Regions from separate parts of the Homo sapiens genome. Here regions 1, 3 and 4 are each linked to region 2. A link is a contact called in ENCODE Hi-C or POLR2A ChIA-PET data. All regions are on one chromosome and are shown on one strand. The core of a region is the stretch at or near the end of the contact, and the rest is flanking DNA. Distances in the headings are between cores, read along the strand shown.

What was found. A loop is a pair of places that touch in the nucleus more often than their neighbours do. ChIA-PET counts read pairs that join two places held with the same protein, here RNA polymerase II (POLR2A). Pooled maps may share reads with other maps.
Region 1: a map of endothelial cell of umbilical vein shows a loop between it and region 2 (3-fold over the local background). The contact joins two enhancer-like sites. A Hi-C loop is called at or near these places in 1 of 168 maps with a recorded cell type or tissue (endothelial cell of umbilical vein) and 1 of 50 pooled maps. POLR2A ChIA-PET finds 5 or more read pairs at or near these places in 1 of 52 experiments (Caco-2).
Region 3: a loop to region 2 is called in a map of endothelial cell of umbilical vein, with 5 times the contacts of the local background. The contact joins two enhancer-like sites. A Hi-C loop is called at or near these places in 9 of 168 maps with a recorded cell type or tissue (Right ventricle myocardium inferior, cardiac septum, endothelial cell of umbilical vein and 3 more) and 9 of 50 pooled maps. POLR2A ChIA-PET finds 5 or more read pairs at or near these places in 1 of 52 experiments (WTC11).
Region 4: a loop to region 2 is called in a map of heart left ventricle, with 2.6 times the contacts of the local background. The contact joins two enhancer-like sites. A Hi-C loop is called at or near these places in 7 of 168 maps with a recorded cell type or tissue (Right ventricle myocardium inferior, aorta, heart left ventricle and 1 more) and 6 of 50 pooled maps. POLR2A ChIA-PET finds 5 or more read pairs at or near these places in 1 of 52 experiments (WTC11).

Annotation. Positions count from the first base shown.
Region 1 is chr2:221,440,186-221,447,019 of GRCh38, forward strand. It overlaps EPHA4 (EPH receptor A4), which reads right to left. Exons shown (of 18, transcript NM_004438.5): 9 at 5,938-5,996; 10 at 3,308-3,421; 11 at 2,644-2,829. Among named protein-coding and RNA genes, the nearest start is that of EPHA4, 130 kb to the right of the region's middle. Within about 2 kb of position 4,151, at least 6 of the 41 ENCODE cell types and tissues checked have a DNase peak (open chromatin) inside an H3K27ac peak, as active enhancers do; they include endothelial cell of umbilical vein, where a contact is called at or near this core.
Region 2 is chr2:221,234,135-221,241,284 of GRCh38, forward strand. No RefSeq gene overlaps it. Among named protein-coding and RNA genes, the nearest start is that of EPHA4, 330 kb to the right of the region's middle. Within about 2 kb of position 2,002, at least 2 of the 41 ENCODE cell types and tissues checked have a DNase peak (open chromatin) inside an H3K27ac peak, as active enhancers do; they include endothelial cell of umbilical vein, where a contact is called at or near this core.
Region 3 is chr2:221,419,386-221,426,367 of GRCh38, forward strand. It overlaps EPHA4 (EPH receptor A4), which reads right to left. Exons shown (of 18, transcript NM_004438.5): 17 at 5,824-6,757; 18 at 1-1,167. The coding sequence ends at 6,643. Among named protein-coding and RNA genes, the nearest start is that of EPHA4, 150 kb to the right of the region's middle. RefSeq lists an enhancer at 5,564-6,763. Within about 2 kb of position 3,951, at least 2 of the 41 ENCODE cell types and tissues checked have a DNase peak (open chromatin) inside an H3K27ac peak, as active enhancers do; they include endothelial cell of umbilical vein, where a contact is called at or near this core.
Region 4 is chr2:221,098,144-221,105,650 of GRCh38, forward strand. No RefSeq gene overlaps it. Among named protein-coding and RNA genes, the nearest start is that of EPHA4, 470 kb to the right of the region's middle. RefSeq lists an enhancer at 6,426-6,720. Within about 2 kb of position 6,013, at least 13 of the 41 ENCODE cell types and tissues checked have a DNase peak (open chromatin) inside an H3K27ac peak, as active enhancers do.

The DNA.
Region 1 (6,834 bases), core at 2,901-5,400, 210 kb after region 2:
CCAATAGAAATTTTAAATCATTTTAATTCAGTGACAACTGCATTATGCAAATGCATCCAGTCGTTTATAACAGTTACAGCTGTAATAGCTACGTGTTTTAGAGGCGCGGTGGGACTTTAATACAAAGATCCCCTGTTTCTTCTCTCTTCTGCAGAGGTGCTAGGAAAATCACTGTCTGCGACAGGAAAAACACCCTAAGCTGAACAGAGCCTCCTTTTTAGAAAACGGACCTGCAAAAGTATTTAAAGGGAATGTTATCTTTTAATTAAAGTAGTGAAGGGCTCTGGGCGGCCCTGAAGGCCACAGGCAACAGAAAAATATCCTGTCTGTAAAACTAATCTCAAAAAGCAAATAGAGCTATTCTATGCTAATTATAGCCTTCACCTTATGCGGAAAATTATATATCCTTCTCACCAAGGTTCCTTTTTTTTTTTTTTTGAAAGATTCTGAAGATGGGGAAAGATGTACCTACTTCTTAAGACATAATAGCACCACTGAACACGTACGAGGTTTTTTCTGAAAAAATTTGCTATTGTGGTAACCACTCTAAGTATTCTATTTCATCCCCAAAATAACCTTATAAGGCAAATGCTCTTTTTACCTCCATTTTACAGATGAGAAAACTGAAAGAGAAAGATTGAACAAGTAGTCCAAGGTCACAAGCTTTAGAAGCAGCAGAGGTGGTATGCGGTCGTTTGTCCCCAGGCCAATGGTTCTCAAAGCGTGATTCCCATACCAGCAGCATTGGCTTCACCTGTGGTGAGCTCTCTTGCACTCCAAACTTACGGGCCGCACACCACCTGCTGAATCAAACCTCTGAGCAGGAGGCCCAAGAAACTGTCCTAACAAGCTTTCCAGAAGATTCTTATGTTTGAGGACCCCTGAACTGTATAGTGTGTACTTTCTCTCCCATTTTAGTAACCACCTCATTTCTTCTTCCTAAAGATTTTGTACTTTGTGTCCTACTAGCCACCTGCCCCAGGCCTAATGTCTCATTTTTTCTTTTCTTTTCTTTTTTTTTTTTTTTTTAAGTAGAGACAGGTTTCTATTAAAAAAATAGAGTCCAGGTGCCTCTGTCACCTGGACTGGGGTGCAGTGGTACTATCGTAGCTCACTAGGAATGATATGGACAGGCGGCAGGGAAATACTGGGTAGAAGAGGGTGGTTCCCTGCAAAGGCCCCACCTTCAACACTGGAAACCGTGGGCATTACCTTAGGAATAGTCAAACTCCAGGGGAAGATTATCTTCCTATTCCTTCCCCTTTCCAGCTCCCCATCCCGCTGAGAGCCACCTCCATCACCCAATAAAACCTACACATTCACCATCCTTCAAGTCCATGTGACCTGATTCTTCCTGGACACCAGACAGGAACCCAGGTACCAAGACGGGAGGGTGAAAAAGGCTGTCACCCCGACTCTCCACTGAGCTGGTTAACACTTAGCCATCCGTGGATGACAACTGCTAAAAGAGCATTATTTGTAACATACACCTGGGGCTCCAGAGGTCACTGGCAACCACTCGCCCAGGCTCCTGCAGGTGCTAAACTGTGTGCTCCCCCTCCTACAAGAAGTTTGAGCTCGGTGGCCAAGCAAAACAAGTCACACCCCATTACAAGTCCCACGAGGGGTCCAGGAAACTTACCCATCTCAACTGCAGCCTCAAACTCCTGGGCTCAAGTGATCCTCCTGCCTCAGCCTCCTAAGTAGCTAAGACTACAGGTATGAGTGATTACACCCAGCATCAGTTTTTCTCTTTAACCTACCCTCCTCCGACTGCTCCCCCACACTGGGGTGGCTATATTGCCATTACTCTGCACACGCTGACTGAAGATGCTTTCCACAGACACCTTGAATCAAAGAAGAAAAGCCTTGGCTTTCCAGGGGACACAGCCCCAGGCTTATGAGATCCTTGACTTGTAGTAACTGTAGTGTGTATGAGGGCTCTTGGAACACAGCCACCTTAAACAGGGACTGCCTCAGCTGTGCTGTCTATGTGGCACTTTATAAGTTGGTCTTAGCCAGCCTTACAGATTTACTCAGGATTTGCTTCACAAAATGCATCTGTTGAGCTGTGTCGCATTTTAACTGAAGCGTGGTTCATAGGCTCAGCGAATGCTAATGGACTAAAAAAGGAAAGTTCAACCAGGTGTTACTGTAAATAGGTGCTGAACTGCAACAGCCATAAATCAGGCAGAGCAGACAAGCAAATCCCGCAATATATTCAAGATTCCCAAGCTTCACTCTCTGCATCTGGAACCAAAGATTCCAGCACAAGGTGTGGCCAGGTTTTGTTGTGCTTTATAGGAAAAGTACTTAAATTTTATTTTGCTTACCATCTGCTTGAGCCCACCCTATGACAATCAGTTTGGCCTAGCAAATATCTGAAGGATGGCATGGCATACCACAAATCTGCAATATTAATTTCTCTAAAATCTCACACAAGCTGCCTTGGAGATAGGGTATCCAGCCAAAACCAAAGACCCATTTAGAGCTGACTACAAGATTAATGACTTGTCCTGCACTGATTTCCTCCTATTAGCAATCAGTGGGTCTGCGCCATCTGTCATTTCCCTGGAAAGAAAATGTGTGTTTAATTTCCCAGTAACTTCTAGCTTGGCTTTGTAAAGGGGGTGACCCACGTACATTTAGTGACCACGCCTTCCAAGTGAATGATGTTCGGATGGTCAAACTGTCCCATGATGCTGGCCTCACTCAGGAAGTCTCTCCTCTGTTTGTCTGTATAACCAGCTTTCAGAGTCTTGATAGCCACACAGATCTCTCTCTTGCCAGGCACTTTGAGACGCCCACTGCATACCTCACCAAATTCACCTTTGAGAGAGAAAAAGAATCTACGATGGACCAGAAACACATTCAAGATGAAAGAATAACAGCTAACATTCCTTGAGTGCTTGTTACACGCCAGGCTGTTTGCTAGTGCTTTGCATAGATTATTTCACAAAATCCTCCATGCAACCCTGAAGTAGATGCTACTATTAGCCCCATTTTATTAGAGAAAACTAAGGCTTAATGCAAAAAACCTACACAAAATCTTAGTTAGTAAGAAACAGAGTAAATCTTTTGAATGCAATCAATCTGATTTCAGATTGCATTAAGTTTCTCTCTAAGAATAAAATCAAAATTTGTACTAGAGTTCTTTATAACACATGATATTTTATACTCAAAAAAGGAAATTTCATGTATATACACACATATAATATACTCACAAAAGCATTTATGTAATCCACACACATATTTAACATCCACCAAGAAAACAGACTCATTAGCAGACGGACACTCAGACACTTACCAACTCCTATAACTTTTTCAATCTTAATGCAGGATGCGTCAATTTCTTTGGCAAACTCTCGCACTGCTTGGTTGGGATCTTCGTACGTAAAGGGGTCCACATATGTTCTTACACCTGAGTGATAAACATGATAAGTTGGCTGAATACTTCTAAGGAACCACTAATAAACATAAATAGTCTGGGTCTAAAATTACCAAACATAGGAAAAGTCAAGTTAGCTGTACGGTCTTGACATATGAAAATGGTTAAATTCTTGCTCTGGTTTTCATTAGTGGGTAAACAAAATATTGTTAGCTACTTAAGAGGCTGCAGCTTTACTGACTTCCTGGAATGTCTTCACACTTCAAGGACAAGATTTTTAAAACAACCCATCCCATGGAGGAAATTTGAATTGTGTTAGCTAAATACTATTGTCCCAAGCAGTTGCTCATAGCTCCCTTGCCTTTGCATGAAGTCCTACCCACTACTTTCAGTTATCCTCCCTTAGGGAAGGAAATAGAAGCATTTTAATTTCAAACAGCTCTTTCCACATGGTGTCACATTTTGCCCAATATCTGGATGAATTAAATATGTGACCAACAATTAACAAAATTAGATTAAACCTAAGTTAAAGTAGACAATAAGGTTAATATCAGCTAGTTGATTTGAGAATACAGACTCTGTAGTGGACCTCACTTCTTTTCTGGTTTGGAAAGAAGGTGTCATAAGCTAAGATATTCAAGTTTGCCAGAAAGTTTCAGCTGGAGATAAGCATTGTAGCCTAGACATCAGGAAGTATGATTCAGCCATATCTCATACTACCCATAAACTAAATTTAGATGTGTTTGCCGGCAGCCCAGTGACAGATATCTGGGCCAAGAGGCAGAAGTCATTGTAAAAAGCTTTGTCCTGGCACTTGCACCTCTCCCTCCTGGAGCTGTTGGGGCACTGGGGCACAGAGGGTATGAAGGACACCAGTTGGCCCAGTCCCTTCGACTTTCCAAGCCTGTAGGTCTTGTCCTCATCCCAGCACCATTGGTTAGGAATAAGCTCCTTAAATTGGCAATTTCTTGCTACTTCTTTTTAATAGATCAGCTTTTTAAAAAAACATATATTCCATGTAAAAATTTAAAAAACATGATTTTAGGAGGAAACGAGGTGAATAAATGGAAAGTTGTTAGACACTTCATATCCCTCATCACTTTATATGCTATAGCCAAGAAAATCTTCAAGATGAGTCTTGTTATTCCCAGTCCCTCTCTTTTTTTCTATCTTTTTTTTTTTTTTTTTTTTTTTTTTTTCTGGAGACAGAGTCTGGCTGTGTCGCTCAGGCTGGAGTACAGTGGTAGGATCTTGGTTCACTGCAACCTCCGCCTCCTGGGTTCAAGCAATTCTCGTGCCTCAGCCTCCTGAGTATCTGGGATTACAGGCGTGCATTATCATGCCTGGCTAATTTAGTTATTTTTTGTAGAGACGGAGTTTTGCCATGTTGGCTAGGCTGGTCTCGAACTCCAGATCTCAAGTGATCTGCCCTCCTTGGCCTCCCAAAGTGCTAGGATTACAGGCATAAGCCACTGTGCCCGGCCAATCTTTCTTCTATCTTTCTGCACTAATATGTGAGTGACTTGTTACATGAGGCTATCTAAATATAAATAAGTTAAATTTAAAAATCACTTTCTCAGTCATATTAGCTACATTTCAAGTATTCAATAGCTTGTGTGGCTATTGGCTTACATTTTGGACAGTGCAGATATAGAACAATGTTATCTCAGAAAGTTCTAGTGGACAGCTCTCCTGGATAGTCACCAACCACTGTCCATTTAAAAGTCTTCTACTGGCTGGGTGCGGTGGCTCACACCTGTAATCCCAGCGCTTTGGGAGGCCGAGGCGGGCGGATCACGAGGTCAGGAGATGGAGACCATCCTGGCTAACACGGTGAAATCCCATCTCTACTAAAAGTACAAAAAAATTAGCCGGGGGTCGTGGCGGGTGCCTGTAATCCCAGCTACTCAGGAGGCTGAGGTGGGAGAATGGTGTGAACCAGGGAGGCGGAGCTTGCAGTGAGCCAAGATCATGCCAGTGCACTCCAGCCTGGCCGACAGAGCAAGACTCCGTCAGAAAAAAAAAAAAAAAAAAAAGTCTTCTACCTTGCTTAAGTCACTCTAGAGCCACTTTTAATGTCTTCTTTGACCTCTTTGGAACATCAAAATTAGAATCCACTAAAAATTTATTGACAGTCACTAATTCTATATCACATATAGCCATTCCCTGGGAAGTAGCAATTACTGTTACATTTCTTATTCTTTTCCTCCTCCTCAAATTTCCAGCTTAGATTAAAAAAAATACCCATTTAATTTTGCCACCCAGCTACAACAATGAGCCAGCTAGACTGATAACTTTCTTAGGGTAGAGGATAAAATAAGAAAAAGTAAAAATCTAAAGAAACTTCTCTACCTCATCCCACATCTTTAATCTCACCATCCAAATCACCCATTTCAGTTTGATACCTAGGAAGTACATTATTGGGATAAGGAATAAATATATTATATTATATAACATTAATAGCCACGTAAATATTATTTGAACATGTTTAAACTAGAAAACGTGTGACATGCTCTAAAAATAGAATTTTTTAATCCAATTTTTTGTACCTTGATTCAAATGTTTCTCTTCATCCGCTTCTTGTTTGGCTTTACTGTATTTACTCCGTCTATTAAAATTTTTTTAAAAAAGAGAATTATTTTCCTCAAACACCTAAGCTTTAACACATGCCATAAGACAAATTCTTTGCTACTGTAAGTCAGGCAGGTATGCTATGTACATTTCAGAGATGAGAAAACTGAGACTTACAAGAGATGAAATACTTGTCACCTGGGTAGTGAGTCATGGTTTTAAGCTCAAGCAGTCACAGACACCTCTGAACCACAATTTTAAACTGAGGTGTCTTACAATAGGTTAAAGCAAATATTTTATAATATAATTATAATTTAAAATCTCTCAGAGAAAATTTATCTTATTGAAGATAAGTTTATTGGCTATTTTTCCATTTATATAAATATACATGTGTATATATATGTACATGTGTGTATATGTATATATACATTCTAAATTAAATTTCCATGAGTAATTCTGTGTAAATCAAATGGCAGTAATGTTCAGTATGTGATAGGTAATAGTAAATATTATTGCTATAACCAGATAACTACTACCACAAAACTTCATTATCATATTACATGATACTCTTGAAACAATACTTTTGCGGTCACTGGTTTCAGTTGCTGCATACAAATTCCCAACTTATTAACAAAATGTTTAAAAGTAAGTATTTGCTTTGTACTGAATTATGTTCCCTAATTTGTAAAAAAATGAGCAAGGGTAAAAATGAGCTTTGTTTTGCTTTGCCTAATTCACTTTCAGTAAAATGGTGCATTGTCTTAAACCTGGCATTCTGCTCCTACAACTTTTAATAGCCTAAATTTGGCTTTGTTATAAAGCTTTGTGGATTAGAAATCTTCAGTACACATAAATATTCAATCAGAAATGTATAT
Region 2 (7,150 bases), core at 752-3,251:
TTCTGGTCTTGATACAAAGAGTTTCCACTAAAGATAAGAAGTGGTCATTCATTAAATAAAATGTTTCAAAGTCCAATAAATCCTAACATCATTTAACTTAGCATGTGTAAGCCACGTTTGCATCAGTTAGAAAAATGGTGGATGCTTTACACAAAGAGGGAAATCTTGCAAAGAAAGAAGAGGAAAATGCCAGGGCCTTTGTCAATATTTTGATAAAACACATAAAAATAGAATAATTTTATTTTGTTTCATCTGTTTCCGTTTGGTCTGCCTCTTATATCAAATACATTTTGCACCTCCGAGCTCAGTGACTACTCAGTGATTTTTATTTTGTTATTATTTTCTTTTTCTACTTAAGTCTGGAATATTTTGAAAGAAGAATGTTGGCTACTTCCTAACTTAGACTACCCTAATAGGGCCACAAGATTCATACAAGAAAAGATTTTGCCATTTCTTTCTATAAATCTCTGACATCACCCCAAAACTCAGGTGAAGATTTCATTGTGCGCTATCTGCTAAGAATGACACCATATTTGTATCACTGTGATTTCTGTTCCCTGGTTCAACTGATTAGAAATAGGTGAGAATGAGTCTATCCTCTCCCCACTGTCTCACAGCTATGTGGTGAAGAACATCTGCTTTCTTCTCCCTCTCACATGTGTTTAGGCAATGCTAGAATATTTCTCCTTACTTGTGACAACTTCAGTTTCTTAGCATCCAGGAGAAATATTATTTTAAAATAATAAAATACCAGTTTTAGAGAAGAATGGCTAAAAAATTAAACACTTAAGATGGGAGTAATTTCTGGCAAGTCCATTCATTCATTCATTGCATCTGAATATACATATTCTGTCTCCCCAAACTCAAGACCTCACTGAGAACGTTCCATTTAGCAAACTCTATATAATGACATCTAAGAGGAGTCCCACTAATCAGTTTCCAGTTCCAAAGGGTCAGCACAATCCAATTATTCTGAAAATCTGGTAAGTGCAACACATAAGAAACTTTTTACCATTTCATGTGCATCATATGGCACTGCCAAAATGCTTTGGCAAATTTGCTTATGGATTATTTAAAAAATCAAATTTGTTTGGCATTATTAATATCTAACAAAGAAATACCATTGTTCAAAGGAATGGAACAGCATGTCTCTTCACCTTCAACTCAAAAACAGAAATATGACTTGGGTCAGTGGACATTTACAGGAAGGTAACAAACCTGGTTGAGAGAAACATGCTATATTTTTCCAAAATGTCAGCCATGTGGATGGCAAGTGAAATAGGCCTAAGACTTGAAAGAACTTTGACTTCATCCAATGGAGATTAGACTCCAGGACAGTAAGATTTAAGATTAATGCTTATACTTCTTTGAAGCCATTACATGTAGTTGCTTTGGCTAAGATATTAATATAAGTTAGGAGGATTATTAGAAACCAGTATAATTATATAATGTGCCTAGGCCCATAGGGCCATACAATTTTTTTATGATAAACATAGTGGTTGACATTTAAATTGTTTTCTTTTCAAAGCCAACCTTATATTTAATATCTTATTTAGTCTACTTGAACTTTGGGAAGCTGGTAGGTTGAACCTTAGTATTTCTACTTAATATATAAGAAAACTATTACCCAAGATGGTTCATACTACCTCTGTTCAGAGAAGTGGATAGTAACAGGATTCACATTTCAACCATTAAATCTTCCAAATTTAATTTTTTTTTCCAATAGCAAAAGTTGTGCCTTTTTAAACTAATGCTTAGAGGTGAGTCCTAATATTTTGCTGGTGATTCTTCTTCAAATAGTTTTTAATATTCACCTGACATTATCATTGTATAGGCAAAAACAATATACACAAGCACAAAGACCATGTCAAAGTCCAATACGCTACAAGAAGAAAGTGATTTCTTCATATTTTGAATTTTTCTTTGTCACTTTAAACTCTACAGCCACTGTGATTCTATGGAAACACACAAACAAGGGAAACCAAACAGGAAGCGCTCTATTTTCTTATTATCAGCAGGAAATTTAGCTCAGGAAGTACAATAAAACCTTGGCCATTCAGAATCCTTAGGGAATAGATCCTTCCAGAAAACCAAGCTTTGCAAATCTCTGAGGGCAAATCCCCTTAAGTCTTGAAAACAGGTTATTTAATTGTTTTGAATTGAAACATTTTGAAATGTACTAGGCATTCCCTGCATGTTTAACTGAATTAGTTATTTCTTGGTCAAAGATCTTTTAACGCAAATCATTTACTATATACTACCTAAATGCCCTTAGATTCAACCGCGGAATGTAAGAAGACTTCAACGATCAATTAAATCACCCAAGTTTGCATGTGTGTATATGTGTATGCATGCTAATTGTGTTTGCTTTTGGAAGATTTTCTGTCACTTTCCTTGCAATCAACTCTTGTTCATTCTTTAATAAGTAAACCCTCTTTCCCCTTTTAATTCGCAAAATTGAGTATAGATAACCAAGCCTGTTAAAATTGAGAATAGGCTACAGGTGGAAACCTGAGGTCTTCTATGTACAGCTAGAATATGGCTTTATCTCATGGACTCTGTGATACCTCAGTAAAATGAAAATCAAATAAGTATTCTTTATTTTGCAGTCTGGATCCAATTAGTGTTCTTAACTGTGTAGACACAGTCTAAGACAGAATGGTGTTAACAAATTTAAACATAATGGTTTATAATAATGGTACAATAGACATGCATGTGAATTCAATGATAGTTTGGGTCCTTGGGTTTAAGAAAATAAGCTCATATTCAAATTTTTCTTGGAATCAAAACTATCATAACTTGTAATTTTAAAACTACCAAGTTAAATTTCAGCAATTAATGCATTAATTCAGAAATATCTACTAAATGGTAATTATGTGCAGGCACTGCCTTGTGTTCAATGTACCAATAAATTGAGCCACATTGACATGTGTATTCTTAGCCAATTTTATTAGTTTGGCCATTATTTATAAACAATTTATTAATTTCATTAATTTAAGCTGTTATTTATTTAGTTATTCATGCAAGTGTCTTCTATTTGCAGAGATTATGCCAGATCTTGAGGAATTAATGGGAAACCAAAATAGATATGCCCCCAGCTTCTTATGCAGCCAGTGTATTCTTGGGGGAGTGAGACAATAAAATCATCAGCAAATATGTAAAAACACACTATGGTCAGGACAATGTACAGGAGGTAGAGAGGCTCATGAGAGCACATTCCTGAGCACTTGAGTGGGATGTCAGCGAGTCTCCTGCCAGATAGTCAAAGTTTAAGGTAAAAGTGAATGAGTTAACCAGGTAAAAGCAAAGACTCTGGGGCAGGGCTGGGATACATGTAGGGTACCCACAGAGGACTGCATGACTGAAGCTCAGAAACTGAGCAAGAGAATGGAGAAATGTGGAGACTTGAGGGGCTGGCCAGATGATAAAGAGCCTTATAAACCTTGTAGAATAGATTCTCTCAGAGATATTATTTTTAACCTACCTATGGGAACTTACTGAAGTAGTAACTTGTTTTCAAAGTGCAATAGAATAATTTCATATTAAAATATGAATGAATTTTACATTTTACATGAAATATAAAAGTAGAGAAACATGTATTGAAATGCCCTCCATGATCTCTTTAACCATTCCTGCATCCTACATGGATGTACCTTGATATGAACTCCTATACCTACTTCATTCAATACCATGCAACTTCAATTTCTGCTTTATGCTTTTCTGTGTTGCTTCCCATCTAGAAAAGTAATATAAGATGATCTCCAAAATACACTCAGTATCAAGTCAAGAGAGGGCTCATCTAGATAGAGCAGGAAGAGATCAAGAGCACCCCATCCTGACTGAAGGGGAAAGATACCAAAAGGACATGCCAAATTAAAGAATGATATGGAAATCTCTACAATGAGGGATTTCAGAAGAAAATGGAGCCATGGATTATGAGCTCAATTAAACTCTTGGAAAATATTATAGGTAAACATTTAATATATGTGTCAGAACACTTGGGGAAAAATTGTAGTGAGTACATAGAAAACTAAGAAAACATTTTAAAGATAATAATTCCCTTCAGGAAAAAGTAAAGAATTGTATAAAAAAAGGAAACAAAGTTGTAGTGTACCTCTTTGTTCAGGAGAGGCCACTTCATGTAAATATGTACAACTGGACACAAGAAGAGACTGAAAGTAGGGTGTGTGTACATGTGTGTGGTATAAGATAATTAAATCTTCATAAGCAGCTTATATATTCAATAGCTTATATATTGATAAAAATCACTATTAAATATTATTTCAGAATATAGATTTAACTTATATTATATTATTATAATACTTAATGTAATTAACCCAAAGAAGTGAAACTAGTAAGTATAGAAGGGAGAAGAGAGCTACTATTTTTGTTTATAAATTTTATAGGACAATTTGACATTTTAAGACATACGGATATGATGTTTTCATAAATATTAACTTTAAAAACAGGCATATGCATATATTTCTCAAATTATTTGAATTTATCTGATCAGTGGAAACTAGAATTTGGACTAGCATTTAGACAAAATTGAAAACAAGATAAGTCATTTTGGAAAGAGGGTACTGATATTTTCAAAGCTCTGCTCTTTCCGCATTTATTCTCGTATAATTGTCTTTTTTTTTTTCTACAGCAGTTCAGGAATTGCTAATACTACTCTTGAGGTCATTTTTGGAGGTGTGAGTTTAAATGGAAAATATCTGTCTTGAAAATCTGCCAACAGATGACAAGTAAGGAAAGGGATAACTTGCAGCTCCATTATTCTGAAATAGATTTATAAAGACAAAATGTGGTTCATTGAGGTCAGCTTCAGGATTCAACCTGAAATAGTCACAAAACTACCAGCTCCCTTTGAGCTTAGGAAACATACTTTCAGCACCTGAATGACATGACCTTCTTTGTACTTTAGAAATTATTAACATCTCTGGCTTACAGATGTTTAAAGACCAGAAAATTAAATGGAAAATATCAGAGAAATAATACTAATTATTCCTAATTAGTCTTAGAAGATCTATAAAAGCACAGAGTTATTTGAAAGGCTGTTTCATCTGAGATACTTATTCAAATTCATGAATACTCTGGAGTAAAGGTCAGTGGTCAAACCCTCATGACTTGTGGCTCCATGATGAAACTGTTTTTCCAAGAGTAGAGACAAAATGTTCAATAAGCAGTTACTTTAAATCCATTTTTTCTAATCATTTAAAAAAAATTTTATCAACCAGAAATGATTGGGCAATTTTGATAATAAAATAAGAATTCCAAAGATAAATTGTACTCAATGTCTTCAGTGCAAATTATGTACCTAATTTCCTTTTGTTCCCTACATAATGTTGTACTTTTCCACTAGTCCAAAAATTTTTATAGAAAAAAATTAATATCTACACAATAATCTTCTTAAGTCTGAAGGAGTAAGGATGAACCTTGTTGTGTTAGTCAGCAGTCTAGCTGCAAAACCCAGTATCCACTCCGCCTGGTTTAAGCAGAAAAAGAATTTATTGAAGGTTATTAGGTGTTCACAAAGTCTACCTGAAGCCAGATAACCAGGTTTCTGTGCTGTGCAGGAGAACCTTTGCTGGAAGTTTTGGCTACAAGAGCCAATACAACGTGATTAGAAAAACCTCATCACATTTTGGAGCTTCTTCAGAGAAAGCACTGTTGCAACCTCCTTAGGGCCCCTGCGTGGCATGAGTGGATACTGTGTCGGATTAGACAACAAAAGCTCTGCCACCTCTGTTCCCTAAAAATCAGATAATTTCTTTCAGAAGATGATTCCTGCACACACAACACCTCACTGTGCTCACTTCTGAACTGAGGTCCTGCCTGGATCATTGTATGGCCGAAGGTGACATCACGTTACACACCTGGACCCTGTGTGGGATGTAAAACTCTCATTAGTACATGCAGGACATAGTCTTCATAACACAAGAATGTCTCCAAACTTGAAAAGACAGACAAAAAGGTTCTGGGCAACCATGGCACATGGCAAATGTCCACTCTTCAAATGCCACAATAAATACAATTGGTTCAATCCCTAGTTAGTGACAATCAATGCTAAGGAGTTATAAGTAAATCACATTATAAATTATAAATTGCTTTATAAAGCAAGTTTCATAGTGGGAAATTCAGGCCTGCATTTAACCGAGACGAGACTGTGGTAATCAGATGGCCCAGAGCAATGGTATCTCATGGGATACCACGTGGGTTCTACAGTGAGTGATTTTCCATAGAGTTATCATGGAATAATGATGATGATAATGCTGATGGTGATAATAATGATAACTAACGTTTACTAAATGTTTCCTATCTCCTGAGCACAGTGCTGAGTGTTTTAAATAAATGAACAACTCATTTTATGTAACAAACACATTAGGTTGGCATCATAATTTTCCCTTTTCACTGATGAGGAAACCAGGGCTTAAAGAAGTCAAGGAATTTACCAAGAGGTAGGTGGAGCTGGAATTTGTACAAAGGCAAATCTAAAGAGCACCGGAATTCTGTAGCTCAAAAGCCTGAAAGTTCACTCCCAGCTCTATCACTAACATAAAATTTTGTCCTCCGAGTCTTGGTTTCTTTCTGTGGAAAATGAGAATTGAAACTCCTATCCTCCCTCTTCTACATGGCTATTTTGAACATCAAATATGCTAAGTAAACTCCAAGTTGTTATTAATATGTAAGGTGTTTTTATAACCAGTCATTCAGAAATGCTTTCCCAGATCTTGGTTACTATTATTTAATATTGTGTTATAAGCATTTGCTTGTTTGTTCTCTAGTTTCCATATCCCCTCCTTCAGGTAACAATTTCTCTTTGGAGGAATCTCATTCTACCCATTTCCTGCCATAGAGTATGGATGGAACTCTTCTCCCCCTCAGCTTGGGGAACATTTCCTAATTGGCTTCAGTCAGTATTCATGTCTGATTCCACTGACCTCAGTGATTGGCTCAGAGGGGAGCATGCCATCCAATGAGAACTAACATGATTACACAAGACGTTTGCAGGTTTCTGGAAATGAAGGTGTCTGCCCACTTTTACAAAAGCTACCAGAAGAGATCTTTCTCTTTCTTTAAGTAGCATAAAATGAAACTTCAAGGTGTGGAGCGTTTTGTTTTCATGAGAAGAGAGCTGGAGCTGGCA
Region 3 (6,982 bases), core at 2,701-5,200, 190 kb after region 2:
TATTGGGAGACAAAGTATTAATCCAGGACACACCATCTCAAAGCTGACACACATATCTACGTTCATCTCCAAAAGTATATGAATTGCATATATTCGTTCGCATTCAACAAGTCCATTTATGCAGGAAAACAAAGGCTACTTGTACTCCATTTGGGGTTACCAGACACATTCCATCTCCTTCTCTCTCTCCATCAAGGAACTGATGATTCAGATGAGTTCAATCAGAAAATTTGTAATTTTGATGATGGGTTGTCACCTGAATGGATTTATATTTTAAATTACTTCACCATTAAGGTGAAAATGCCTCTGTCCAAAGCTGTAGAATTCTTATTAAGGTTAGTGTGACAGCTACAAAATACACGTGTAGATACAGGATGCGTGTAGATACAGGATGCTGAACATCTCTGGGTTGTCTTTCCAAGGGGATGGTCTCCAGGTCCACTGTATCATGTAGTTCTTCATCTTGAAACTGGTGGAAAACCAGAACTCTCCAGGTGTAGCATTCCACAACATTCATGGGTAGTCCTAAGCATGAGGCTACGCACATACACACACCCGCACACAGACAGGCACGCATACAGACACACTCACACCTATGTACACACATCAAAAGAGATAGTCAGCTCATATTTAGTCTAAGAAAAAAATATATTTATATCACTGCAATGGCACACCCTGGGTAAAATGTTACTTCCGCAATGCATATCATAGGCAGCTCATGGAACTGGCTTTGTTTTGTGTGGTTGCACCTGACCTGGTGTCCATAGTAAGACCTGTAGCATTTGGTCACTTGCTGCCACACCAATGCAGCAGTGACACACAGGAATGAAATATGGAAATACATATAAATAAAACCGCAAAGAGTCTGGGGCAAGGGCTCTGCAGAGCTGGTGCTGCGAGACAGTGCATTCCTCAGTGCAACTGGAGAACAGATGCTGAATCTTAAGTGTTTGCTGTTTCTTTCACTGCGAAAGGGGATTTGAAAGTCACACATTTATTCTTTTCAGGTATGGGTGTTGTTTCATCAGTGTCTTTGCCCCAGAACTGGTGTAATTGAAGCAGAAGAAACACATTTAGACGGAACTGAGGAGGGTGTGTTCTGTTTTCTTCCACGGGCTTTGTAATCAACAGGAAGGGCTGTGAGGCCAAGATAGCAGAATCTACTCCCTGTAGATAAAAGAGCAAGACTTTAGACAAAACGTCGACCCATATTGCGAGCCAACTGTCAACCACTATTGTAAGAAAGAATATATAGGTTCGTAGAAGTTGGTATCCTTCAGTAAAAGTAGTTCAGTGGTGAGATCACGAATTATACTTTCCTTTTCTGAAAAATAGCAATTATAAGAGCAAAAAAAACCTGTTTACTAACAGCTTAATTACAACTCCGAGATAGGTACTATTCTTATCTCCATTATATGGATGAGGAAATTGAGCATAAGGAGACTAAGTACCCTGCCCAATGCCATACCCTCTGGAGTGGCAAGGCTGGGATTAGACCCCACAAAGTTCTAATTGATATTTATGCTTTAACCACCGTGTTGAACAGCCTGTCTATGAAATGAAAATCCTGACTTGTTTCAGTTCACAATCCACCCATAGTCAACAATAATGATTGAAAAATGCAAACTAAGGGCCGGGCGCGGTGGCTCACGCCTGTAATCCCAGCGTTTTGGGAGCCGAGGTGGGCGGATCACGAGGTCAGGAGATTGAGACCATCCTGGCTAACGTGGTGAAACCCCGTCTCTACTAAAAATACAAAAAATTAGCCAGGCGTGGTGGCGGGCGCCTGTAGTCCCGGCTACTCGGGAGGCTGAGGCAGGAGGAGAATGGCGTGAACCTGGGAGGCGGAGCTTGCAGTGAGCCGAGACAGCGCCACTGCTCTCCAGCCTGGGTGACAGAGCGAGACTCTGTCTCAAAAAAAAAAGAAAAGAAAAAAAAGAAAAATGCAAACTAAGAAGTGAAAAAAAGTGGTGGTTTTTCTTAACAAGAGAGTAACTCCTGATAAATAGAAGTATCTAATCTAACATGGCGAAAGAGCCATACTCTCTACATGTAAACAGGCAGGAGAGAGGGAACATGGGACACAGGGAGATACTTGCTCTATGAACGACAGAGGTCTTCTAGGTTCAAGCCTCCTTCCACATATCAAGAACTAATCAGCCGCAGGCTGGAATTCTAGACATCAGCCTGGAATCGAACAAGGCTGGCACACAGCAATGGACTCCTCATGGCTCCTCATTGTCCATATATTTGTCACATAATCAACTCAAACCAAAGGAAGTAAGTTCCCTTCTTTCATTTATAACAACCAACTATCCAGATTACTTATTGGACTATGCCTCCCACCACGGTGACCATGTTTAGCAGCTGGTGGCCTCAAGCAAAGGGCAGTAATTAAGACCAAAATGCACTTTTATAGATTATTTTGCCTATTTTATCAAATCACTTGTCTGTTTTGCATATGTGTACATTTATCGTGTAGAGAATAAAATTTAATTTTTTGTAGTAAACGACCATATTTAAAATTGTAGAAAACACTTTAGTCTATTTAAAGAGAGAGAAATCGTTTTCTGGCCAGGTCTTGTAGCTCATACCTGTAATTCCAGCACTTTGGGAGCCCAAGGAGGGAAGACTGCTTGAGCCCAAGAGTTTGAGACCAGCCTGGGCAAAAGAGCAAGACCCCATCTTTAAAAAAAAAAAAAAAAATTAGCCAGGCATGGTTGTGCACACCTGTGGTCCCTGGGTCGACATGAACATGAATGTTATGTTGACAATTACGTAAAAATGACAGAAAAGTCATCAAATCTACCTTCTAACTATTTCCTCTCTGGAAATCGGTCAAATCCATCAAATGTAGTTTTTGAAACCTGAATGTGAAGGGATTTCATCAGGTGGGCAGGTATTTATGTGAAGTATGAGGAGAACATGAATATGATCTTAAAACGCTAGAGTGTATTCCACGTCCTGCGGACACACAAGGTTGGTAATGGTTTCTTTTGCTACTAGAAATTCTTAAAGGAGAAAGAATGGTCTCATAAACACGTGTTGCCTTTCAGTCTGCCAATTCCTTCTCCACTTAACATCTGGATATCAATAGATATTACATAAATATATTTGTAATATTAAGTGGGCAATTTGGGGACTTGGTGTGTATGCAGAAATGATTGGACATTTGAATTGAGATGTAAGGGAATGTGAAGACTTGTATCTACTTAATGCCAGGATACGAGTTGAGTGAAATAAGCCTTCTCCTCACCATTGAATTCAGGCAACTCCTTTATCATGGGAAATTTCTTAAACAGAGACCAGACAAAGCATGTGGTCTATGTAGGGTCATGAGTTAAGGAGAATTCATTGTGACTAAATAAACAAAGGCTTGTTCCTTTGAGTCAGTCGTGATGACATCAAAATGTCTTTACCATCCAGTTCTTTTCATTGCAATAGAATTTTACTTTTGTATCACTGTCTTCCCCATTACAAAACAATAATTTTATAAATGTCAAGGCTAAATAATGCATGTTTATCCTGCCAGCATAACTTGAAAGGTCTACCACCATTGTATAAATATGTATTTACCTCCAAACTCTCATAAATCCATTTAAGTGAAGAAGCTTCACTGTGTGACCCCCCTACCACTGAACTTCATTTCACCCCACTCTGGCATGTTGTAATAAAACAATTGGGGTTACAAGTGAAAGACAGATGAATAATACTTGGACAATGTTGGAGGAAGAAGCGTACCTTTCTTCTGTGGAGCTCACCGTGTTTTACTTAAGAATATTTCATACACACTTGCAACAACACCATGCATTAGGAAAGGTGTTATTATTAAGGTATCATTATCTCTCTAATTTCCAGGTGGAGGAACTGAGTTATAAAGAAAAGTGGAGTGAATTTCCCAGTGTCAACATTTCAGTTGGCTTTAGAATCCATAGCTGTCCGGATGCCAGAGTCTGGCTCTGCGCCCTGGGAAACAATGCATCATTCCTATTGTTCTCACATTTCTCTTCTAAAACTTCATGGAGGTAGTGGAGAGAGTTAACACTTTTACTGTTGCTGGATATTATTTTAGGCACTTGGAAAGTCCTTTTTTGGCCTTTGCATCAGCCTTGACTCTAATATATGCATATGTTGAAATTTTGAAGATTCAGACGGTGACCTTTGAATAAAATAAGATTTCATACTTCACCTCTCCTTTGATCCTTCCCTGATTACTTCATTTACAGAAATACCTGCTGAGCAGGAACAAAACAACACCAGCATAGTATATAATGTTGTTAGGCTATTTCAGAATGGACATGTTCTCTGTTGAAATGGTCTGCTTTTAATATGTTCAGTGTTTAGAAAATACCTTGTCTTAAGTTGTAGACTTTAAGAAAAAAAAAAAAAACTTTTAATTATTCAATGTACACAAGGTAACATTCTGTTGTTAGTTAAAATACAATGCCACCTGGGCGCAGTGACCGACGCCTGTAATCCCAACACTTTGGGAGGCTGAGGCAGGTGGACTGTCTGAGATCAAGAGTTCGAGACCAGCCTGGTCAACATGGTGAAACCCCGTCTCCACTAAAAATACAAAAATTAGCCAGGCCTGGGTGGTGGGTGCCTGTAATCCCAGCTACTTGGGAGGCTGAGGCAGAATTGCTTGAGCCCAGGAGGCCAAGGTTGCAGTGAGCCAAGATTGCACCACTGCACTCCAGCCTGGGCAACAGAGTGAGACTTTGTCTCAAATAGTAATAATAATAATAATAATAATTTTTTTTTTTTACCAAGCAAGCAAAAGAAACAAAAAAGTCCTACATTTGTCAGCTTTTAACGTGAATATCCAGAACTCCTAGACTTCTGCAAAAGTGGTGATAAAACAAAAATTGTTGGAGTAGTTTTAAAAACAAATTTCACATTCCTTCTGAACAGAAAAGCTTTTACAACTTATGTTGCAAAAAAGGTTTTCACTAAACTGTCATGATTTGACAGCATCAAATTTAACATTCCTTGCTCTATAAGAAATAGCTTTCAGGATACAACCAAGGGGAAAGAAAGGTCGTTAAAATCAGCAACTCTTGTTTAAAAGTGATAAAAATGAAATAACTCAAAAAAAAAAAAAGAATGAAAAGTTAAAATGTGTCCAGTCCAAAGTTATGTCCTTTGTTTCTAGGAATGAACAAACTCAATGCTGGTATATAAAAATAGAAGCATTGAAAGCTAATAGGTTTATGGATGAGCAGTGCATTTTTCAGTAGTTCAACTTTCTGATCATGAGAAAGCCGAGGCGAGTTCCAAGTCTCACCACTGGCATCTTGGTGAATCCTCTTTGGCCCTGTTTGGGGATGGAGTTTCCTGGAGCAGGACAGAAAATGAGGCTAATGGAAAAGTCTCGCCAGTACTTCTCCATTGAGGTAAACTCTCCAAAGGACGGGACCCATGACCTAACAAGGTTAGAGAGAAAGCCTCCTGTGCTTGCTGCCTGGTGCCCAGAAGATAATAAATATGTGTACCATGAATGAATGGCACCAAAGGACAGGAGGAGCCCTTCGTGATGGAAAGCACACAGCCAACAGCCAGTGAGCATCTAGGACCATCCCTCAGAGCCTGACCTCATCTGGGTCATATGTCACTTCTCCCCGGAAGAATAGCAGGGAAACCACACTGTGTTTGGTCTCCTCTTTCGCTGTCAAAAAAGGACTGAAATCCTGAAAAACATCAACACAACCTGAGAGACATGAGAGAGTATTTTTCTGTTTTCAGTATTTCGAATGAGATCAAGTTTAAAGCACAAAAGGAGTTTTCACTGGAGAAAAAATCATTCTTGGTTGTTGGACTTACCTTGCAGATCTGGGGTCGCTTCTTTAAAGGAGCGAAGTGTGAACGTTCTCTATTCCAGATTGTCACAGCCCACTATCCACAAGATAGTTAGGACAAGTTTGTAAAGTCCCAAAATAAGACTTTATATGGCACAGCCTCAGGCCCAAAGAAACAGACCTCATTTGTCCAGTTAGGGGTTATGGGGCTTGGGTTACGTATATATATATTTTAAATCCACTTTCCCTTTCTTTCCAGGCCCCCTGTGTCATAGGAATCCACCAGGCGGCTTGAGCACTGAAGAGGCAACACTAATGAGCCACGTCGCTTTCTCCTAGGACTTTTTTTTCCCCCATGGTATGAACCAAGCCCTAAAAGCCACAGCTGAGTCCTTAAAAAATGTTCCTAGGCATGGTCTTCATTCCAGTGAAAGACAGATGACTGTAATTTATGCCACAAACAAAATACAATGGTTGTAATTCCAAATGGAGAGAGAATCAGGGATGTCTCAGAAGCTCAGTGTCTGGCAGCAAATACAGCATCAAAACTCAGAGGCAGTGTTCTATTTCTATAGGTACATGTATTTTACAGACTGGTGATGAACAGAAAAGTACTTCTGAGAAACGATTTGTTCCAGGTCTCATTCAAATGACCGGCAGTCATTTCTGTAAGCCCCACAGTTTCAGCAATCTGTGCACCAAGCAACGCTGCAGATATTGTTTTTTTTTTTCATTTCTTTAATTTCAGAGGGCGAAGACGAAGTAAAAAAAGTGCAGTTCTTCAATTAAAGTGCATGGATGAGGTAAACTAATTTCAAGAGTTTTGAGTTTATTCAGTACTGGCTCAGACGGGAACCATTCTGCCGTGCATCTGCTGCATTTGGGTTCGCATTGCCTGGACACTGCTCAAAATCTTATTCTGGTGCGTGATGGCTGTGATACCAATTCTTGCCAGGTCCCTGTACATAGGGCGACAAAAAAGGGACAGAAGAAGTCACAGGGACTGACAATCTCTTTTCTTGGGCTTCATGCAGACACACGTTTGAATCAGCCACAATTAATACAGCACAACAAGGCAGGTGTATTAAAATGTTTCATTAAGCAATTTAATGCAAGAATGTAGATACTTTATAGAGGCTGTGTAAAATTATACTCAATCAAAATGAGAGGCATTCCAGATTTTT
Region 4 (7,507 bases), core at 4,763-7,262, 130 kb before region 2:
AAGTCAGCAATTTAAACTGTTTCCTTAGGGACCAGGATCAGTTTTTCAAGTTTCTTTTCGTTCCCCCAGCGCCTCTTAAAGATGGGGTTTGTGGGTTTAGGGAAGGAAGCTGTCTATCACCTTACGGAGTGGAGACTGATGACGGGAGATGGCTGAAAAACTTATGGTCTGCTCCTCTGAGGCAAGGTTCTGAAGGTCATCCACTCCCTGTCCTTGGTGAATGGGTTATTGTTATTGCTATAGTTATTGAGTATAACACCAGTTGAGCTAGTGCATTATAACCCTAACCATTACAATGCAAGACTTTCAAAAACTTAACTACACAAGAAGTGACTATCAACTATTAAAAATATTCCACTAAACTCACACCATCACTTCTCCAATCCAAGTTTCCCTTGGCCAGATACTAACATTGACTACTGACACTTCAATGACATCGGATAGGAGAGGAAGTTGTTAATATACCTTACTCTTGCAAATACATTGCTAGGGCTCATTCTAGGTCTTGCAGCTCAAGAGTCATTAACGTTTTCATAAATTAAGCTCTAGGTGGAATCTGAAAAGTAAATCCTTACAGACACCATTAAACATAGTATTATCCAAATCTAAAATGAGAAAATATTTATAATAAAGTGAAAATGATATCATACAGAATCTCCATTTCACAAATGTACATACAGGAACACAGGTACACACACACACGTGTATATATACAAAAAAATGTCAGAAAGAAAAGTCCCAAATGTTAATAAAGATTATTTCATAACAGCCCAGTTACTAGATGATTTTTATTTTTCTACTGTGTACTTTCTTGTTTTATACATTCTCTTTTGCTATTGTGTATTTATTTTACATCCAGGAAAAATAAAAACCTTGTTTTTAAAGGTAAACTTTTATTTTAAAAATTTCTAATTAAATGGCTATATAAGTTCATTTTATAAGCATGAAGACAATGGTGATATGTTCATAAAGATTTAACAGAAGTTTTCAACTTTTTTTCTCAAAGAAGATTAACATATTTTTTTTCCTACATAACTCCCAAACTTAAAAAAAAACAAATTTATTTTTGAGATGGAGTCTCACTCTGTCACCCAGGCTGGAGTACAGTGGCGTGATCTCGGCTCACTGCAACCTCCGCCTCCCAGGTTCAAGCAATTCTCACGCCTCAGCCTCCCGTGTAGCTGTGATTAATGGCACGTGCCACCATGCCCAGCTAACTTTTGTATTTGTTTTTAGTAGAGTCAGGGTTTCACTATGTTGGCCAGGCTGATCTTGAACTCCTGACCTCGGGTGATTCACTCACTTTGGCCTCCCAAAGCATTGGGTACATGCGTGAGCCACCATGCCCGGCCAAAAAATCCAATTTACTTTGAGACAATAGCTTTAATTATTTTTAATCACTTGAAAAAATACTCAAAAAACAGAGAGCTGCAAGATTCTCGCCTCTATGAGCAAAGTGAGACAACCAACTTGATTTGCCAGAATTCCTGCCAAAAGCAAGAAAACGTGATTATGCATTGAGTTAAATCAGGCATAATGATATTATTAGGGTTTTTTAAATGTTGAAAATCTCTTGCAGATTTTCCTTTCCACCTTTACAGAGAACTTTAAATTTGGTGGTACCCCCGAAAATGACTGTGAAAAACTGTTCAATGAAAAAGCAGAATAGAAAATTGTGATTGCACCTCAATTTCTTTTTTTTTTTAAGTTTTAGGGTACATGTGCATAACGTGCAGGTTAGTTACATATGTATACATGTGCCATGTTGGTGTGCTGCACCCATTAACTTGTCATTTAACATTAGGTATATCTCCTAATGCTATCCCTCCCCCCTCCCCCCATCCCACAACAGGCCCGGGTGTGTGATGTTCCCCTTCCTGTGTCCATGTGTTCTCATTGTTCAATTCCCACCTATGTGTGAGAACATGCGGTGTTTGGTTTTTTCTCCTTGTGATAGTTTGCTGAGAATGATGGTTTCCAGCTTCATCCATGTCCCTACAAAGGACATGAACTCATCATTTTTTATGGCTGCATAGTATTCCATGATTGCACCTCAATTTCTATTATCAATTTGGAATGCATTTGGCTGGCCGTGGGGAACAGAAAACCCACTAAGCAGAACTGAGCACAAGCTCACAGGCATGTAGGTTTGTGTACTAACTCACTTAATCCTCACCACAGCCCCAGGAGCATGTAGAATTATCACTGACGGCGAAAAGGAGGAACACAGAGGTTAAGAACCACATCCAAAGATACATGGCTGTTAGATGGCAGATCTGGGATTCGAACCCAGCCTTTGGACTCCAGGGTCTGACCCTTCTTTACCTCCGATGTTCTGTTTACAGAAAAGGGAGGGACTTCCCATAATATCCAGAAACAGATTCTTTATTATCTGGGTCTCTTCAATGGTTCTTGTACACTGGGAATTTGTGGGAAGCATCAGAAAACCAGAAGTCAGTGTGTTTGCATTTTTTTTTTAATTTAAAATGGGAGCCACTTGGGAGTTTTGCTAATGCAGCACTTTTTCCACCTTTCTGTCTGCAGCAAGGTTGAAAAGCCTTCTTCCTCACAGGAAATAACCCGCAAATGAAATCACGAGACACAGTTGCTCTCCTTGGTGAGCTGTTGGAAGGGCGGACGATTCCTGGTCCATCCATTACCATGTAAATAATTAAACACCCAGAGCCCGCAGCCCAGGGTGGGCAGTCTGTGGCAGCAATTTGCTTTAAATATTGGTGAGCCTAAACTCGGTCAGTCATTAGCTCCTCCTAGTGGCTTTTTGGGCCTTCAATCAGGAGGCAGCTGAGGTGCTGCTGACTTTGAGGAACAAAATCCCTGATTGATGAGTAGCCTGAAGTTTCTTCCGAAGTGACAAGACCGTTCGTCACCTCTCAAGCCACAGGACTTGATTCCTCAGGGAAAGCTGCCCCGGCTCTAAGTACAAAATCTGATTTGGTCAACAAACTACTTTTACACAACCAGGGCAAAGCATGTTATCATCTATGCACGTGGCATTTATGATAACAATCAACACTGTGTGTGTAATTCTGTCCAAAAATAGAGTCCAGGCCGGGTGCGGTGGCTCACGCCTGTAATCCCACCACTTTGAGAGGCTGAGATGGGCGGATCACTTGAAGTCAGGAGTTGGAGACCAGCCTGGCCAACATGGTGAAACTCCGTCTCCACTAAAAATATAAAAATTACCCAGGTGTTGTGGTGCACGCCTGTAATCCATGCTACTTGGGAGGCTGAGGCAGGAGAATTGCTTGAACCCGGGAGTCAGAGTTTCAGTGAGCTGAGATGGCTCCACTGCACTTCAGCCTGTGCACCAAGGGTGAAACTCCGTCTCAAAAAAAATAAATAAAAATAGAGTCCAACCACAACTATTTTCTCTGTTAAAGATGAGTAGATACATGGATAACAAAAAAGACAATGCATTGAGAACTTAAATTTGGCTTTTAATTATGCTCTGCTCTTGCGTGTGAATAAAGTCACATCTGCCAAACTAAAGTCTAATGATTTCAAATAAAGCAACAAGGCCACACCTGAAGAGAAAAAGAAAACGTGGGGAAAAGGCCAAGAAGCTGTCCAGCTTCCCCATCCTGCCCTACTACTCAAGTGCTCCATGGAAACGACTTCAGCAGTGTTAATCAGCAGATCTCTTTCAGACTGATGCCACGTGTCACCATTCCCCAGACCTTTGATGGATTAGGTGAAGTTCAGTGTTTCAGTCTCAAAGGATATCTTGACAATAAAACTAAATAGAAGGAGCTGAGATGTCAACAGAGTCCCAAGTGTAGAGTAGGCATCATTCATAACTTAGAAGGACATTCGCTCTTGGACAAACCCAAATTAGAATAATCTACCTATAAGCTGGGTGCAGTGGCTCACACCTGTAATACCAGCATCTCCGGAAGCTGAGGTGGGAGGATCACTTGAGGCCAGGAGTCTGAGAATAATCTACTCATAGATAGATAATCCAGAATAGTGACACAAAGGCAAATGCAAATCACATTGAGAAAAAAATTCAGGTATCTACATTGCAAGTATAATCAAATAGGAAAAGTTCCAGCTCTCAATTTTGCTGCTGTAACTATGATCCCATAGTTTGATACATGATCCATAATCTACTCAACACTGAGTAAATATACTATGAATTTTATTATTTATGCCAGTAGGCATTAAAATTCCATCTTTTTTTTACCCTGCCAGCATTGATTACAACACAAGGACACACACATACATACACACACTCTACTATGGAGCAGCTTTAGAGCTTTAAGAATAATTTGGGCTGCCTTGGAATACCAGAAGCCCTAGAAAACCAGCAACTACACTGGAAGATCTTGAATAACACGGGTGGTTGTCTAGAAAAAGCTACAGGCTCTGAAGTCAGGAATAAATCTAGGTTAGTATCTTGACTCTACCCTTCAGCAATGTTTCCCCTTAAGCATATCTGATGACATCTGTAAGCTCTAGTCTAAAAGAGTGCCACTAATACCTAATTCACAAATCTGCCCATGAGAATGGAATGATCCCATATATAAACTGCTTAACAGTGACTGGCACAAAGCAAGCTCCTCAAAATACTTAGTTTCCTGCTATTTTCCTCTCCTTGACAAGTGCTTCTTCTGGTGAATCTCCAGGGGGTTAAGTGAGCATGGATACACTCCTGAGAATTTCAAAATCCTTGGGATTTTTTTTTTTCCTCCTGACAGTCAGTACTGTTGGCTGGTTTGGAACCTCCTAGTGAATTTTCTTTTTCTCAAATCTTGGAGTATTTTTGGAGTTTATAGATCAGTGTCCTCCCAAAATGGCTCAGCCTGACCTACCCCCAGCCTGTCTCCAACACTCAGACTGTGTTTTCTTGAAACGTGCGATGCTTTCCTGTTCCAACTACATGTTCCTATTCAATCATCCATTCATTCAACAAGTATTTACCATATGCCAATCCTGTACTGGGATACAAGGTGACTAAGACAGGCTTGGTTCCACCTTCAAGGAGATCATGTTCTTGCAGAGGACACAGATGAAAAGTAAGAGGGCACATAAATGCTTTAATTATAACTGATACCGTGGCAAGTGCTGCGATGGGGGCTCTAGCAGAGAACAGAAGTTTAAGTATCGGGGCAGTGGTTACCACCTGACATAGGGCATCAAGGAACCCTCCTTGAGGAGGGATGAGTTAGGCAGAGGTGAGCTGCATAGGGAGTGAGAGACCTCAGGCAGGAGGAACCCAGAGAGGTTGTTCAGGAGGACCTCTGAAATAAAAACTATTGGCAACAGGGCACTTTGTCTCCCTCCCCTCCCCTTCCCTTCCCTTTCTTTCCTTTCTTTCTTTCACTTTCCTTTTGAGGCAGAGTTTCACTGGCAGTCAGGCTAGAGTACAGTGGTGTGATCTCAGCTCACTGCAACTTCCACCTCCCAGGTTCAAGTCATTCTCCTGTCTCAGCCTCCCAAGCAGCTGGGATTACAGGCACCCACCACCATGCCCGGCTAATTTTTGTATTTTTAATAGAGATGGTGGGGGGGGGGTGGGGTTCACCATGTTGGCCAGGCTGGTCTGGAACGCCTGACCATATTCTTGTTTCTAGATTCAACTCCATTCTTACAATCCTGAACTCCTAGCTGAGGATTTAATTGCATATATAATCTTAGATCTCTGTGACTTCCACCTTATTTATTTATTTATCTATTCATTTTAAATTTTCTGTCTATATGTCAAGAGGTCTACTTAATAAACTAGATTCCTTTCCTTTTAACTGAAAAAAATTAGAGAGGAGTGCTGCCTGGAGCCCTGCCTCCTTGGCGTTGTGCTCTACTTTTTTATCTACACAGGATTTGTGTCAATTTGTTGGTCTTACAAATGCTCCTATTGTGGGGAGGAAACCATGGGCTGAACACAAGGGCTGCCTGACTTCCCAGTTTCACTCCAGGAGGCCCACGTCACACCAGCTTCTTCTTGATGCTGTAGACACAGTCACAAGGTGTCCACATGTGTCTTCCTCACACCCATCCGCTGGGAAACAGGACTCTCCTTCCTGCTCTGCAGGGTGGAAAATAGGACCCCAGGCAGTCGCTCCCTTGGAGATGGGTCCCACACTCCATGAAGCTCAGCATGGGCATAAGAGCTGTCTGGCTGCGGTGGCTGCCTGTTTTCAGCAGGGGTCTTCAGCCAGCATTTTCTCCAGGAGGGTAGCACTGAGCTTTCTTCCAGCTGATGGCTCTGGAAGGCACCACAAGTTCTTTTTGGCGCATTTTCCACTTTCCTCCTCTCCTCCCACTCCCCTCTCTCTCTCCTCACCCCACACAGATCCTGTGCTGATTGACTGCCATCGCCAGGCTTCTGTACCAGGCAATCAATCAAAAGAGACCTTCCCACGCGGAACAGCCGCCGCCCCTCCACCAGACTGCTGCCTCTGACATTTCCTGCGTGCCTGGACTGAGCCTGTTTGGAAGGCTCCAGCCCCCTCCTATCAGTCTGGGCACTCAGGGCTCTGGCAGCAGCTGCCGCTCTGAATGTTGACACCCTGCCACGTCAACACTGGCCGGGCCGATGTTCCTTCACACTCATCTGCTGAGCCCAAACTTCCCCTGCTGGCGGGCTCTCCCTGTTTGAATGGGCTCCCAGTCAGAAAGGGCTCCCTGAAGCCTTAGCTCCTTGAAGCTCGCCCCTTGCAGCCTTCCGGCTAGAGGATGTGGCTGTTGGATCAGCTCAGTGATCCTTGGTTCACAAAAAAAGAAATTCAGTTCAATGTGGCCTTTCCCAAACCCCCTCAAACAGCGTTCTGTGCAGATTGAGCCTGCTGGCCTTGGCATTGTCCTTCCGACTTGATTTTTCAGACTATCTTTCCTCTTGTCTGTGAGAATACCATGGGGCTCAAGGACCTGAAGGAATTGGTGCATGTATTTCATTTGAACTTTGCTGAAGCTTTTTTATTTTAAGCCAAGTGCTTCCTCTGCTGTCTAGAAAAAAAAAAAAAAAAAAAGAAAGAAAAGAATCCTTCTCTTGCCGTCTTTTTTGCCCACACAGATAGCCGCTTCTCATTTTTCTGGTTCCAACTTTCAGGTAGTTGTATACTAATTGCAACTAATTCTTGAATGTAGACTAATTAGGAAATACAGAAAACTACAATAAGGTAAATTTTAAAAACCTCCTTAGGCCGGGCGCGGTGGCTCATGCCTGTAATCCCAGCATGTTGGGAGGCCGAGAAGGATCACTTGGGGTCAGGAGTTCGAGAACAGCTGGCCAATATGGTGAAACCCCGTCTCTACTAAAAATACAAAAATTACCTGGGCGTGGTGGCGGGCGCCTATGATCCCGGCCACTCAGGAGGCTGAGGCAGGAGAATTGCTTGAATCCGGGAGGCGGAGGTTGCAGTGAGCCGAGATCACACCCCTGCACTCCAGCCTGGATGACAGAGACAGACTCCATCTCAAAAAATACATAAATAAATTAAAAAAAAAAAGAAAAATCCTTCCTATCTAAGGAGCAAGAGATAATAAT